Regions from separate parts of the Homo sapiens genome. Here region 2 is linked to region 1. A link is a contact called in ENCODE Hi-C data. All regions are on one chromosome and are shown on one strand. Each heading gives the region's core, a stretch centred on a gene start or an enhancer-like site at or near the end of the contact. The rest is flanking DNA. Distances are from core to core; before and after follow the strand shown.

Region 1 (7,493 bases), core at 1,766-4,265:
CTCCTGTTAAAGCATCTTATGTCAACGTTATTCTCGGACTCAGCCATGATCCTAAGAGAATGGAGGTGAAGCTTTTCCATTTCTACAAAGGCAAGGGCAACACACGGAAGAATTATAGAGGTAGCTACCATCATCTACAGAAGGGCAGTATTATGATCTTTGCAAAACATCCAGATAATACTAAAAAATTTTTTAAAAATATCTATGCTTCTATTATGTGAAGACAATCTCTGGTGTGTGGTTTTGTTTGTTTGTTTGTTTTTATTTTTTTTTTTTTGAGTCAGAGTCTTGCTCGCTGCAGTGCAGTAGCATGATCTCAGCTCACTGCAACCTTCACCTCCCTGGTTCAAGCAGTTTCCCTGCCTCAGCCTCCCGAGTAGCTGGGATTACAGGCGCATACCACCACGCCCCGCTAATTTTTTTGTATTTTTAGTAGAGATGGGATTTCACCATCTTAGCCAGACTGGTCTTGAACTCCTGACCTCAGGCAATCCACCCGCCTCGGCCTCCCAAAGTGCTGGGATTACAGACATGAGCCACTGTGCCCGGCCAACAGTCTCTGTTTTTATAGCTGTCTAGAGTTTGTTAGTGCCTATGTCTACACAGAAATATAAGGAGCTTGTTATTTTTATAATACAGTGAGATCATATATATTACCGCGTACCCTGTTTTCTCCTGACTGCGTCATTAGGATTTTCCATAGGGATAAATTTAAAAGTAGTAAACTTAGAAATTTTCACATTGATAACTTTAATAATTTAATGCATGCTAATAAAAATATGGATATAAAAGTTTACTGAGGCAGCCCACAGTGATTAGTGGTTAATTCTTTTTTCACATAAACAACATAGCAACGTACACAGAATACAGACTGTGCGTACATCTTATCACAGTTCAAGGAATTAGTACCGAGTTAGCACCCCTGTGTAAGCGCTACTGTACTTAGATCAGGAAATCGAAAGTTCCCAGTTTCCAGATATTCCTTTAGCCCTTTCTCCATCAATATCTCCTCTCACCCCTCCAAAGATAACTACTCTCCTGATGTCCAATACTTTAAATTAATTTTGACTGTTTTTGAATTTTATGAAATTATTCAGTCATTTTTATTATGGAACATGCATTCTTTTGCTGGGCTTCTCTCACCAAATTTTAGGATTTTGAGATTTTCTATGTTATTGCATGTGCCTATAATATATGTTTATTGCAATATAGATTCTATTGACAGATAAATCTTTTCACATATCAATGATTATTTGCTCAGCACAAATTTGAAGAAGTAGAATTGATAGGCCAAATAGAGAAACATTTGATAGATATATGTAGTTACTCTCCCAAAAGGATACACTAATTTACTCTTCCACTAATGGTGCAGGAGTGTGTCTAATACTCACCCACGGCCTGCAGTGAGTATGAACTTTATTTTTGCACCTGTGCCAATCTGAGAGACAACTAAAACATTTATTGTTTTATAACTCCTCTTAGAACATTTTGTTAGTAATTTGCACAAATGCATAAAACATTTATAAATCTTTTACAGCCTTTTCTCCTTAACAATATATTAACATTTTTCTTTGTCTCTAAATCCACAACTGTGTCACCATTTTAAATTAATGCATCATAATCTATAATATGGATATGCCAAAATTTACTTTCTGAGAGGTCACTGTATAAAAGACATTGCTTTTTTTTAGTGAACTCACTGTCATAATTTCCCTTAATCCTCAAGAAAATCCCATGAACTGTGGTCTCTGAATATATGCATTTTAACAACAAGGAAATTGAGGCACAGAAAGATTGGAGAATAACTCGCCTAAGATTAAACAGCTAGTGAGATTTGGAAACAAAATTTGAACCTAGTCAGGTCTGGTTTTAACAGCGATAATTTTAATACCCTCAAAACACTCACTCTCTTCACTAATTAATTATCATACTTTTCTCTCCTTCAAAACAAAAGATGTGGTTTATTCCCACTGCATTTTCATAGCCTCTTGTAGATTGTAATTGCCCGATAAATGCAGCTTCCTTTATACTTCATTTCACTAATAAAATGCAACAAATGAGTGGAAACAAAAGTGAATCACTGTTGGATTTGAAAACGTAGTGTTTTTGTTTCTTACAAAATGATAACTGTGGTTTTCTACTGGCAGATACATGAAATCACTGTTATTTTATGTCTTAAGTTTTATACTATGAATTTTTATTGGTCCAAAGAACAGAAATTCTAATATACTTCTAGATTTTAGTTTCTACATAGGACAAACTTCTTAAACTCAGCTGAGGAGAGTCATTTATTTCATTAGTGAGTGGTGGCTTTGGTTTTGTGGCTGCCCCCACCCCAAAATACTTGTTATGGAGTTACCAGGGCCACCCGGTAAAGTGGAAGAGTTTATGCATTGTCCAGATAATTTCAGAATAATTCTTGACAGTTTCTCCAGAATTAGCAGATAACTGGCTTACTCCTCATTACATTTGTAGCTCTGGAAATTGACATAGGATAAAAGGTAATAGAAGAGATTATTGTATTAGGGTTATTAAAAATTCCAGATACACGAAAAAGTGTACGTAAAAACCACCCACACAATTCAACTGTTAACTGTGGGTTAAAAACAGTGTGTTCAGCCAACCTCTTTCAACACAGTAGTCACCTAAATTGCTGTTTTTAAAAGCTAGTGCCTGTCCCTGCGAAGCCCAATAGCCGTCACATGATTAATGTGCTAGTGTCTTATTAACTGCTCTGTTCCAGAAGCTGACCAATTCACAGCCACCCTTTCTGCAGAGACCTTTTTGTAAAAACCTAGTTGAAATCATGGTGTTCTGACTGCAGGCTACTGCATCCCCCACCAAAACATCATAAAGAGCAAAGAATTACTGTTTCCAGTAATCCAGGCCATAAATCAACCTGCTGTGAGCACAGGAAAAAAAAAAAAATCACGAGCACTTCCTGCATTCATATTCCAAAGCCTAGCGGTATCCCAGCAGGTTCTGGAACACGCCATGCCCCGTGTGTGTGGTGTTTGTATGTGTGTGCTTGTAAGCAGACGTGGCAGGAAGGGGGAGGCTCAGGGAGAGGGGAGGGCAAAAGAAATCCCAGCACCCGTTAACATAATTCCAAATGCTTTGATCTTATCACGACCTTCCTTGCTGTAACAATATTTTAAGATTGTTAAAAATTGCCACCTTATCTGTCTGGGGGTATCACCCACTGCTTAACTTATCTGGGCCCAGTTGTTTGAGAGAAATGCAGTATGGCATGACCTTGGTTTCTTAGCACCTGACTTTGAATATCTAATCAGTTGTGTGTCTCGGTGAAGCCATCCAGACATGTCACACAGGCGCCTCTGGCACCCAGCAATTCTAATGATGTTTACTTCATTCACCCCTTTTACGAGAGCTTCCAGCAGCAGCACTCAACCACCCCACCCTTCCAATCTGGGCTCCAGGGTCCTTCCAGGCCTAGAGCGTATTTTTAAATCTTGGATGCCCTTTCCATTGAAAATAATTTGGATGCCTTGAGGTCAGTCGCAAAAAGTTTTCTGAGATCATATAGAGACTTCTGAAGAGAAGCCTCAATTTGGATCAAGAAAAACATTAAACCTCATGGCTGTTGTAGTTTTCACAAAACACAAACCCTTCCCCTCCAGCAACGTCAAGTCTTAAGGTCATACAATACAATGTGGAGAACACACATGCACAGCTTCGTTAATTTTAAAAAGGTTTCTTAGAAAGGTCCCAAATATTTAATGGCCCCAGATCGAAGTAAAGTCTTAAAATCTAGAAATGAGAGAAACAGATGTCAGAATTATTAGAGTACCATATAATAAAAGTGACATAAAAGGAGTTGATTTTCTCTCTCTCAGTGACTTAGGAATCAAATTTCCTTCGTTGAGAAAGCAATAGAGTTTCCTGCCAGCCTGGCGGGCTCAACCTGGAACCTGGAAATCAAGCTGTTTTCTTTCTGGTTCTGACGCTGTCACCAGGAATAAATGTTCTACCATCGCGATGCTGCTGACTCCCAAATCTCAACCCAGGGCAGGAGGGCACCCTGGTTACTCTCTTTTCTCGTCACTATTATTATAGCATTCATTGACATGACCTGCTACAAACTGTAGTGAACTCTTTTGGACTAATTCTGGAGAATGATTTTCTGCAAAATAAGCAGTGATATTCTTCTACACTTAAGAGACCAACCAAGACCCTGTGTGCCTTTCTTGCCTCCTGATCCCCTAATAAAGCTGGGGTGGTGGGGAGGGGCCACACTGGTATCTAGGCCCCAGATGCTCTTACTGCAAAAGAACAATCCCGGTTGAGGGGGCTGTGAGGACATCCCTGAAACTTATTTTAATTGACCTGCTTGTCCCTCCCCAGATCACACAGCCTGTCCAGATGTCCGAGGTAGGGTATCCATGAGACGAGGCAGGTCTGTGCTGGGGGCACCTGCAGTGCTTCATTGGTACGAGGAAGGCGTGGGCTTCCTGGGAGAGAGTCTCCTAACCCCTGCCCTGGTGAGATGGGGCTTCACCCACGGGGAGACTCGAGGTCCCTGCAGCCAAGCCCAGCAGGAAAGAGCGTCCCCAGCACGTGAGGAAGACTGTGGCACCCAGGGGAGCTCAGTGACAGCCCCGGCGCCCACAGGTGGCTTAGTCCATCCCTGTCTGTGCTCCATCTGCTGTGCAGGCAGCTCTGAAACCCTTCAGCAACTTCTCATTGGCTCCCAGCTGGGTGCCCCTGCGTGGTTCACAACCAGGCTCCACCGAACTGGCCTTCAAAGCACACTAAACATCCACCTGCAGGAGCAGCTTTGGAAAATTATTATTTTAATTGACAAATAATAATTACACGTATTCACAGGGTTCAATGTGATGTTTTGGTCTAGTATACAATGTCGAGTGATTAAATCAAACTTATTAACATATCCACCACCCCTCTTATTGTCCATGGTGGGACACGTGAAATGTACTCCCTTAGCAATTTAGAAACATGCAACGGTCATTATTAACGATGGTCAGGAGGTCAGCCACGGATCTCAAGAGCTCTGAGCCTGAGAATCCGCCTCTGGGGGAGGGGGGCCTGACGAGAGAGGCTTACACTGAAGAGCATCTTGGCTTTGCGGAGGCTTCCTAGAGTTTCTTAAACATTGAGGGAGCCCTTGCCATTCTTCCAAGTCAAACCCTTGCACTTGGAATCCAGGTTTGTGTCTCTCTCCAACAAGAGGCCTGTGACGCTCGCCCTGCTTGTTCTGTTGAATGTTACTTTGCGAGCGCGTTTACACAACTGTCACTTGAGGTTTGTTTTTAGCTGGAATTGTCCTCTCTCCTGAATTCCTCTCACATCGCTCCCCCACTTATCTCCCGGTAAACTAAAGCCACCCCTGAATGAAGAGACAGAGCCCGAGCTGGGTGGGAAGACGGTTCACATGCTGACATTTTAGTCACTGAAGAATTTGTAATAGGTTTAGAGGCTGGTCTTCAAAAATCCTCACATGTACAACAAGGCCCCAGATTTGAGGAGGAAAATAACTCTGCAGCCCCGAGTCAGCCGTTCCCCAGCCACCTCTCCCCTCAGAGTCCCACTCTGGGGCAAGTGCTTCTGGTAGGTGTGTGGCTGTGAGGGCCCGGTATGGAGCTCCAGGCTAAATAAAGCTGCAGGAACAGAGATAAACAAGTGCTCCCAACTCAAATGCCTGCACACAATATCCTTTATCTGGGCAGAGATAGCACACCCAGGAGAGTGGCCAAGCGCCCCCCATAGACGGACCCACAGGCGCCCCCCCCCCCCAATTAATACAGAATTAATTGGGACATATTGTTAAAGGGCTAAGGCCCCTCAGAATAGATGCCAAACTCCAAGGACACCAATGTCAAATTCCAGAAGGACAGCGGCATGGGCCAATGGGAATAAACCCCAGCCGTTCCTCCCACGGGCGCTGAATCGGATCCCATAGAGCCCGCCTGCTTCACATGCTAACGTGATGATGAACGTATCCAAGTATCAGCATCAAATCCTTGAGGACTATATTTGCAATGTCATGTAAACCGTTTCAGGGAGCAAACTGTCCTGCTGTGACTTTATATTAATCTCTGGCTTCTGGCTGGTCACAGGGTGTCACATGTACTATAATTAGATTTTGGAAGTGTGTACAGGGAGGAGGAAATGGTGTAATTAAGGTAACCTATCAGATGCCCAACTGCATCCTTCAGAAAGGAGGCTGAAACGCCCGCCCTCCCAGCTTTCACACTGCCCTTCAAGGGCAGAGGCACCAGGTGCAGGAATTGCAGGCACTCCAGAGCCACCACCGCAGAGCTCCTCTTTAAAGAAACCTATTCTCCACACCAGAATCAATCCGGTGAGGTTGTTAGCTCGTGGTGCATATCCGGACAACTTAAGAGGAAAGCCGGGCAGGGCACTTAGAAACTTTGACTTTGCATTTGGGCTACAAAGTCCCATCTTCAGGATGGGGGACTATAAGGGAGTTTATGGGGATGCGGGGATCTCACTTAAATAGTCAATCCAACAAGTGGCACGGGGGCTCTAGAAGCTGATTTGGCCAAGGTGAGCTACAGCGAAGCAACACCCTGCACCTTTCTGCATCTTCCACTCAAGGATTGGCGCTTCACACCAGGCAGCTAGCTCCTAACACCCACCTCTAAGAGCAAGAAGAGAAGGAACTGAGTCTGGCAACAGAAAGTCTAACCCAAGCTGTCCAAGTCCAACCCCCGGGTATTGAGCTCTGCCCACCTAGGACTTGAGTGATCAGGCCTCAGTGGTCAAAGGAAGCATGTGGGTTCGAATCCCAGTTCCTCCTCACCTGGGCTGGGTTACTTCAGTCAAGTTACTCAACCTCCCTGTTGTAGGCCACCCGCCCTGCCTCCCTTTCTTCACCTCCCTGACTACCTCCCCTTCCCACTGCCTCTGGTGTTGGCTAGAGGATCACTTTGGCCACTGGGATGATGAGGAGTGACATGGCTGAGATCTGGGGAGTACCTGCTCACCGCCATGTGCTCCCCTGGTAACCCTCTCACCATATTTGGAGGAGCCAAGGCCACCAGGCTGGAGGAAGCAGGAAAAGGCCCAGTGGCCCTGTCATCCACCGAGCTCTACACCCCCGCAGGAGCCATTCTGGCCTGACCCTGAAGCCTGAATCAGCCCAGCCTCACCCCAGAGTGCCGCCCAGGGGACCACAGCCTCTAGGGCAAAATCAACAGTGGTTGTTTGAAGCCACTGAATTTTGGGAAGGTGGTTATACAGCAATTGAAGACTGACATAGTTCCTAAGCCTCCATTTCCTCATTTCCAGAATGAGGACAATGAAAGTCATTCCCTGAAGGGCAGTCGCCAGGACAAGGGAGGTGGCACCCCAGCCCTGAGCCTGGGCAAACCCCAGCCCCTGCCAGCCCCATCACAGAGGTGCACTGTCTCCAGCACAGTTTAAAAATGCAGCTGTCAGGCTGGGCGCAGTGGCTCATGCCTGTAATCCCAGCACTCTGGGAGGCCAAG
Region 2 (7,493 bases), core at 3,375-5,874, 2.7 Mb before region 1:
GTGCCACCTGTCTGGGCTCCGTTTGCCGCGCAGCCTCTCTCTGGTCTGTCTCTGCTCCGCTGTGTCTATGACTGCTCTGTGTGTTCGCATCTATCTCTTGGGTTCCACTGTCTCAAAGAGAAAAAGGGCTCACTGAGGCAGGGCCCTCCCTTCTCGCTGTTTGGGAGTCATGACTCCAGCCGTGCTCCGCTGACACCATGGAAGGCACCAGAGTGCCCCAGGCAGAGGGACGAAAAAAAATCTGTGTTACCAGGAAAGTTATTTGATCAGCCTCTCTGTAGATTCTGGCCCTATGGTTTATAAATGGGTTTCAAAAGAAAGTGGTATGAAGGAACATAGTATTTAAAAACCAATAAAATCCAAAGCTGTCCTCACAGCGGGCTGGCGGGGGAGGTGTTGCAGGTGAAGCCCACCTTCTGTGAGCCCTGTGCCTTCCTACCCAGGTTGGATGGGGGATGAGGGCTCCAGCGGGGAGGGAGGAAGCCAACCATGATGGTTTCCACAGCTTGAAACCCAATGTGGTTTTTCTTCCTAAATGTAAGCCAGTCAATAAGGGTCAAGTACAACTGGCCTGTGGGTTTCCACCTGCCTCTCCTGACTACTCAGAAACCAGGCCCTCTGGTTTCAAATGTAAATTCCATTTCCTGGTACTTCACCATTAGAGCTTTATTTCTGTCATTTTGAAGACTTTTACGCATTAAGACTTTCTTTTTAAATTTTCGATATGCTCAGAGATTTTAAACTGTTAAACTGAGGGCACAGGTGTCATTCTGACATGGCTTGGTTGGCACCCAGATGTGAATGAGACCCAAGTGTCCTGTGGGTGAGGGCCAGGGGCCAGCCAGAGACCAGAGGCAAACTTGATCCCTTCTGACTTTTGCCGAGGGCCCAAGAAGCCCTTCCCTGACAGCTCCAGGCCCCTTGCTGACACCTGCTCCGAACGTGCCCCCACCTGAACTGTCCACTACAGTTTACCTTCTAGGGTCTCAGGACTTTAAGACCATCTTCCTGAGCAAGGACTAATTCCTACATTCAAGAAACTTCAAAGTCATAAACATTTCAAGTACACGGGGATCCACAGCCCAGGAAAAGGATTCCTTTCTGTACACTCAGGGACTACACTAAGGGAAGCTTGACTAAACCCATTTGTATCACAGCCACAGGAAGTAGTTCACAGGGGCACACACTGAAGCCCACCTCCCTCCCTCGTACTGGCTGGACACTGTCTCTGGAGCATCCAGCAGGATGCCTGTGATGGGCAGAGCCTTCGAATGCTGATACTCCGGAAAAGCACGACTTCCTGCTTTCGCAGATGGCCAGCACCAGGTGACCCTGGTGATCCTGGTGAAGTTTTGCATCAGGTGAACCTAGTGAATTCACCTCCCATGGCAAAACTTTAGTCCTAATGAAGACCGAATGTTTCAATTTATTTTAAAGATATATAGTTTCACTTGAAGTGCAATTTAGCGTTTTATTGAAAATATGTGGGAGTTTTAGAAGCTTGAAACTTTCAGCAGCCTGTAGGACTGTTTGGAGACGAACAGACATTTGTGGTACTTGACTAATTAGAAGCTCTTGGATGTCACTCAAGCCACTCCTGTGGGGTGCCCCGAGAATGTGGCATCTTCCCATATGCAGAGAGCACACCAGCCTTACCCACAAGGTGCCTGTGTAGCAGGGAGAGATGGGAAACCTTGTCACAGCTGCCTGACAGTGCCCTGTTATTCCTCAGCCTGGGACTCCCGCCTCCTCTTGTCTGTCCAGGAAACTTATTCCCTCATCTTCTTACCCTCAGGGGTTCAGAGCAAAGGCCATCTCCTCCTTGACTTCGCCAATTAGAATTGGCTTCTCATTCATCTCTTACGCATTTCTTTCACTTTACATAAAAACGGCATGAGCTTTGTCTGTTCACTCACCTTCTCTTCCATAAGACTGTGAACTTCTTGGGATGTTGTAATCATTTTGTGTCACAAATGACCACCACAGTGCCAGATGTTAGTGCTCGATAATCACTTGTGGAATTGCATTGACCACACATCAGCTAATCTGGTACTCATAGAAGCAGCAGTCACCACGGAATTCAGTCTCAAACTTACTGTGCTTGAGTCAGAGGAAATGTGAGATACTCAGAGGTCTACCAAGCTCTTTATCTTCTCTTCAGTCCTCTCCCATTCCATCATCTGGGCAAGAGCCTTTATCAAGTTCACTTTCTTTTCTGGTATTTGGTAAGGATAATTTGGATTTCGGTTACAGTGGGTCTTGATATTATACCTACCCTAGATTTAGTGGTTTTGGAGGATTTCATTACATAATCACATGAAGTAGTGTTCCATGATCACTAGAGATTTTGGTATACGTGTATTTTACCAGGAGAAAAACAAAGGCAAACAGATTTATTGTTCTAGCAATGAATTCCAGTGAAATCTGAATGATTTTCCCTCCCAAGTTCAACAGAACAGTTTTGTTGCCTTCAAATTTGGGGAACTAATGAATGTCCCATGAAATATTTCCTTTCCAATTTTGTCAGATCAGGTCAAAATACTATTGTTGGTACAACACAAGCCTTGACTTAGGCCTGCCTGCCTTGGGGCTTTTGTCCTGAACAGGATGCCCATGAGTTGGTATAGGTGGCATTCAGCACTCCTGTCTCCGGCCAGTATTACTGGCTCCCCTTCCGAGGGAAGCATGGTCGGGTTGGTCCTCCCTCATTCCCGGAGTCTGTGTCCAGTTGGAGGTCCATCTACCTCTTCCCGTGCTGGGTACAGAGTGTCTTTGTGTTTGCCTAGAGCCAGGATGCCTGAGGGTCCCAGCAGGGATACAGGGCACTAAGAGGCTGGTTCTGAGAGCACAGATTACTACCCTCCCAGCAGAACCTTAAAGGAAGCAGGCAAAGCAGTTTTCATGGGCACTTAACTGGCACACCATCTTGAAAAGGAGCAAAAAGTGGTGTTTGGTGTCCTTGTGGGGTCCTGCACTTCTGTTTTTAAAGAATAGTCATTATAGATCCTTTAATACATAATATGAAAATCAATTGCACTATTTAAATTCACAAAGCACTCCCACATCCGTGATCTTGCATAAGCCTCTTGGTATCCAGTAAGGGAGGTGAGACAGGTTTCACTCGTATTTTCCTCTTAGAGATGAGTCGTGGGAACAACGTGCAACGGCACCCAAGTTCACCAAGCAAGGAAGGGGCAGCGCCAGAGTCGTGGTGCTAAACTCCCGGCTTCCACTCCGGAGCAGCACCGCTCAACGCGGGTCTCCAGGAAACCCAGAGAGCCTATCTGACCTCACCTCAGCCCGGATGCAGCATGACTTTAAAGCTCTTATTTAAGGACATTCTGACCTCTCTACCCACCTTAGCCAAAATAGACTACACAAGTATTAACGCAACATCTGACTAGTCCAGGGAGCAAAACAACGCGAGGATTTTGCAGTTCGCACTGCAAAAGAGCAAGCAAGACTTGTCAACTCACCACCGCACTCGTTTCTGCTCTTTGCAGGTGGTGATGGTGCTATGTCAATGGGCTCGGTTTCTCCCTGTTTTTAAATACAAACTCAACACGTGCACAAGAGGAAAACAGAGCAGGCTGCACGGGGTCGTGAGCCCGCATTCTCGGCCCTGCTGCAGCCCTTGGTGAGCATTTCTAGGAAAAAAAAGAAAAAAGTGTTTCCCTTTAAGGCGGATCCCGAGCGGCGCTGCCGCCAGCAGCGGGTCTGAGGGCCTTGCCCTAGACCCAGGTCACCCCGCCCGGGTATTCCCAGCGCGGGCCCTGATAAGCCATCTGTGTAGACGTTTCCTAGAGCGGGACCGGCTGCGGAGGGCGGATGCGTCTTTGTTCTGCAGCCGCGGGAGGGAGGCGCCCCGAGGGCTGCCTGAGCCCCCGCCCTCGGGCGCCTTTGTCCGCTCCGGCGGAGGGAAGGCGCCGGTTCCGCGGAGGGCGGCTCCTGGCCGAGCTGCAGGGCCCGCTGGCAGGCGGCGGTCCCTCGCTCGCTGTGCCGCTGAGGTTTTGGCTGCGTTTGCTGATCAACAATTAAAGTTTGGTTCGGCAGAGAAAAACATGATGACAAAGTGTGCATAGGGATGTTTTAAGGAAGGAAAACATAATGACGGCCCCAAGCTGGAAGAAAGAGCAGCCGGGCCGAAGTTGCGTGACAGGAACGCCCGCGACTGCGCGGCTCCGGAGCAGCTGCACAACTCGCCCGGGCCGGGAGCTGTCCCGGGCCGAGGCTCATTAGGTATGCGGCGGCTGCGGGCACTGATTGGCGGGCAGTGCTGTGGGCGGGGCCGTGGGCGGAACCGCGTGGGGGCGGGGCTGCACGGAGCTGGTTCTTGTAGGAAGGAGTAGAAAGAGGAGGAGGGATGGGCACCTGGAACCACAGGGCGGCGCTGATGATTGGAGGTATCGGCAGAGGCGGGGCTCTCCCGGGCGGGGCGGTGGGCTCTCATTGGCAGTGCTGGTGGTGGGTGGGAACGGGAGGGGTGGTGAGCGCTGATTGGCCGTAGTGGCGGGGCGGGGCGGAGGAGGAGGAGGTGTGCGTGCCGGGGCGCGGAGCGGCGGGCGCTGATTGGTGGTAGTGGTGGTGGGCGTGGTGTAGGCGTGGCGCGTGGCCGGCGCTGGTACTCGCAGGGGAGGCGGAGAAGGAGGCGGAGGGAGCGATTGTGGCCCCGGCCGCGGTGGCCGGCGCGGCCTGCCCTTTGTGACCGCAGCTCGCGCCCCACGCCCCGCGCCCATGGCCGCCGTGCCGGGCTCCCTGGCCACGCGTGCCCGCCCGCGGACCTGAGCCCCGCGCCTGGGATGCCGGGGATGCGCGTCCCCCGGCCCTGCGGCTGCTCCGGGCTGGGCGCGGGGCGATGGACCTGAGCATGAAGAAGTTCGCCGTGCGCAGGTTCTTCTCTGTGTACCTGCGCAGGAAGTCGCGCTCCAAGAGCTCCAGCCTGAGCCGGCTCGAGGTAATGCGGCCGCCCTCGGGGCGCGCAGGTGCCGGGCACTGAGCGGGCCGTGGTCGCCCGAGCCCGCCTCGCCACCCCTGGGTGGACCCCGAGACCCGTCAGGGAGTTCAAGTTACTGGAAAGCTGGTCCGGTTCCGAAAATCGAACCAAACGGCTCCAAACGTTATCGCTGGGACTCCGTAGTAATTGGGCGGTCCGTGGGTCCTCGCGGGGGCAACTCCACCCCCACTGCATTTCCAGCTGGTTTCTCCGCCGCTGGCTGCACGGGGTGTGGGATGGTCCCCTGTGGGCCACAGGGAGCCCCGGGTGAGGAGGGGCTTTCTCTGCAGCTAGACCGCCGAGTGGCGCGGAGCGCTCCGCGGGGGTCCCTCAAAGTCCCGAGTGGAGAAGCCCCCCAGCTCCGCCCTCCGAGGCGCTGATCAGGTGCTGTCTGCCGTGCCCGGCCGGCAGGTTCCACCTTATCTTGTAGCTCATTCGTGCACTTGAAGTCAGTGTAGAATTCACAGAACGGGGAAGAACAGGCAGCAGCACAATCTGCTTAGGCGTCTAAAACGGCGTTCAGGAGTAAAGAGCCTGATGCAATATCCTCGCAGCGCCGAGGCTGATACAGATTCGTCCTGAAAACCCAGAGTACTCCCAAAGCCCTGTCCTTTCTACCTGTCCCGCATCTTGGCATCTTAGAGTTTCCTTGTGGACGGTTCTCTCGTGGTGTGTTTTATTTCAACCATCAAATCTTATTCTCTTATTCCCAGTGTCCAAATCACATTGTTGAATCTATAGATGACAAAACAGTGAAACGTGTTTAAGTGAAAAAGACATGGTGATGGGGAGACTGAGGCTGGGACCCAAAGATTTCGCCTGACACTGTCCCGCCTTTGCCTCAAGGCTGGCACCTGTGGGGTTTTGGTTGGTTTGTTTCAGCTGGAACAATCTCAAATGTTTCATCTTGGTTTTCTTTGTCCCAGCTGCCATGATATTAGACACAGACATGGGTTCTGTAACCATTGAGAGACCTGAGGAATAGACAAAAAAGTAGAAGAGAATTACTTGTTTAAAAAGTTTCTCTTATGGCATCCCTAAATCAGAATTGGAAGTACTAGATAGGATCAGTATGGCCGGTTCCCGAGGGTAAAACACATCTTTCAAACAAAACTGTTAATCCAGTACTGGAGGAGGGCTTGCTTTTAAGTCTAATATTGAAAGAAATGAAGCACACCAGTGAGGCAAATCATTTTCCTGGGACACAGGCACTTAAAAAATCTGAAGTTGACAAGATCAGAAACTCAGAACAGTATTTATCTTTATCCGGATACATGTCTTTGTTTCCTGTTTCATCTCAATGCCAAGTTTATTAGACAACTCCTTGTCTCCTTCCATTTACTGTCTTTGCCAAGAAGAGGTACACGTGTGAGCACACTCCAGGCATTGTTTATGAAGAGCAGCACTAGACACTGGCTGACCAGTGGGAGTTCAGGAATCTGCCTGATTCTGGATACACACGCCTCTGGTGTCACAGGGTTCTGCAAGGAGGGCTGGGCTGCAGGCGTGCCTCCGGAAAGAATACAGTGGGAAACAAGCGGGGGGGGGGGTGGGGGGGTGGTGGGAATAGGAAACGAGGTTTCTTCCATGTAGAAATAAAATTTCTAGAAGTCATACATAAACCATCAGCGATGTAGGAGGTCAAATGGGCTGAAAATACATGTAGTCTAAGAGCAAGTAGTCAATTAGTGCTTCCTGTGTGCCAGATCCCGTACTAGGTGCTGGAGGTCTCACTAAGATGGTCAATAATGGCCGGGCGCAGTGGCTCATGCCTGTAATGCCAGCCCTTTGGGAGCCTAAGGCGGGCGGATTATGAGGTCAGGAGATCGAGACCATTCTGGCCAACATGGAGAAACCCCATCTCTACTAAATATACAAAAATTAGCTGGGCATGGTGGCGCGTGCCTGTAATCCCAGCTGCTCAGGAGGCTGAGGCAGGAGAATCGCTTGAACCAGGGAGTCAGAGGTTGCAGTGAGCCGAGATTGCGCCACTGCACTCCAGCCTGGCGAGAGAGCGAGACTTGTCTCAAAAAAAAAAAGGTCAATGCTAATACAATGCTCTCTTTTTTACAAATGCATTCCCCAGCTTTCTATTATTTGATACTTGTGAAAATCGGGGTAGCATATGTAACTTTCCTCATTCTATTGCTAAGGGGAAGAAACCCTGAGAGTTTGAGAGTCTTGTTAAAAGCTTTCCAAGGAATTCATTCTGCAAGTGTTTATGGAGGACCGGGTCTTGGGCTGGTCTTTTTCTGGATACTGTGTCCAAAAAGACACGAGACATAGAAGTCCTGGCCTCAGGGCACTTCCACCCAGTGATGAGTCTCACAAGCAGCTGACTTTGTGCCCCAGTCCAGTAAGTTCCTCTTCTGCGCCCTACCCATACTTGAGAAGGCTGCCTGTTCGTTTGTGTGTTCACAGCTGGTTATAGGCCAAGAAGCACTCATCAAAAAATGTAAAACTGAGCAGGGGAGGTCTGTCAATGGATTGAGGTTGAGAA

Evidence for each region. Hi-C counts contacts between places; a loop is a spot of excess contacts on that map. Pooled maps may share reads with other maps.
Region 2: a pooled map of gastrocnemius medialis shows a loop between it and region 1 (10-fold over the local background). The contact joins the promoter of RPS6KA2 here to the enhancer-like site in region 1. A Hi-C loop is called at or near these places in 2 of 50 pooled maps.

The regions. Positions count from the first base shown.
Region 1 is chr6:163,961,478-163,968,970 of GRCh38, reverse strand. The region is part of intron 4 of LOC105378102 (a long non-coding RNA gene); the gene reads right to left. Among named protein-coding and RNA genes, the nearest start is that of QKI, 550 kb to the right of the region's middle. RefSeq lists an enhancer at 3,614-7,493. Within about 2 kb of position 3,015, at least 7 of the 41 ENCODE cell types and tissues checked have a DNase peak (open chromatin) inside an H3K27ac peak, as active enhancers do.
Region 2 is chr6:166,624,382-166,631,874 of GRCh38, reverse strand. It overlaps RPS6KA2 (ribosomal protein S6 kinase A2), which reads left to right and starts at 4,624. Exons shown (of 21, transcript NM_021135.6): 1 at 4,624-4,954. The coding sequence starts at 4,856. RefSeq lists silencers at 3,865-3,924, 4,175-4,344, 4,405-4,754.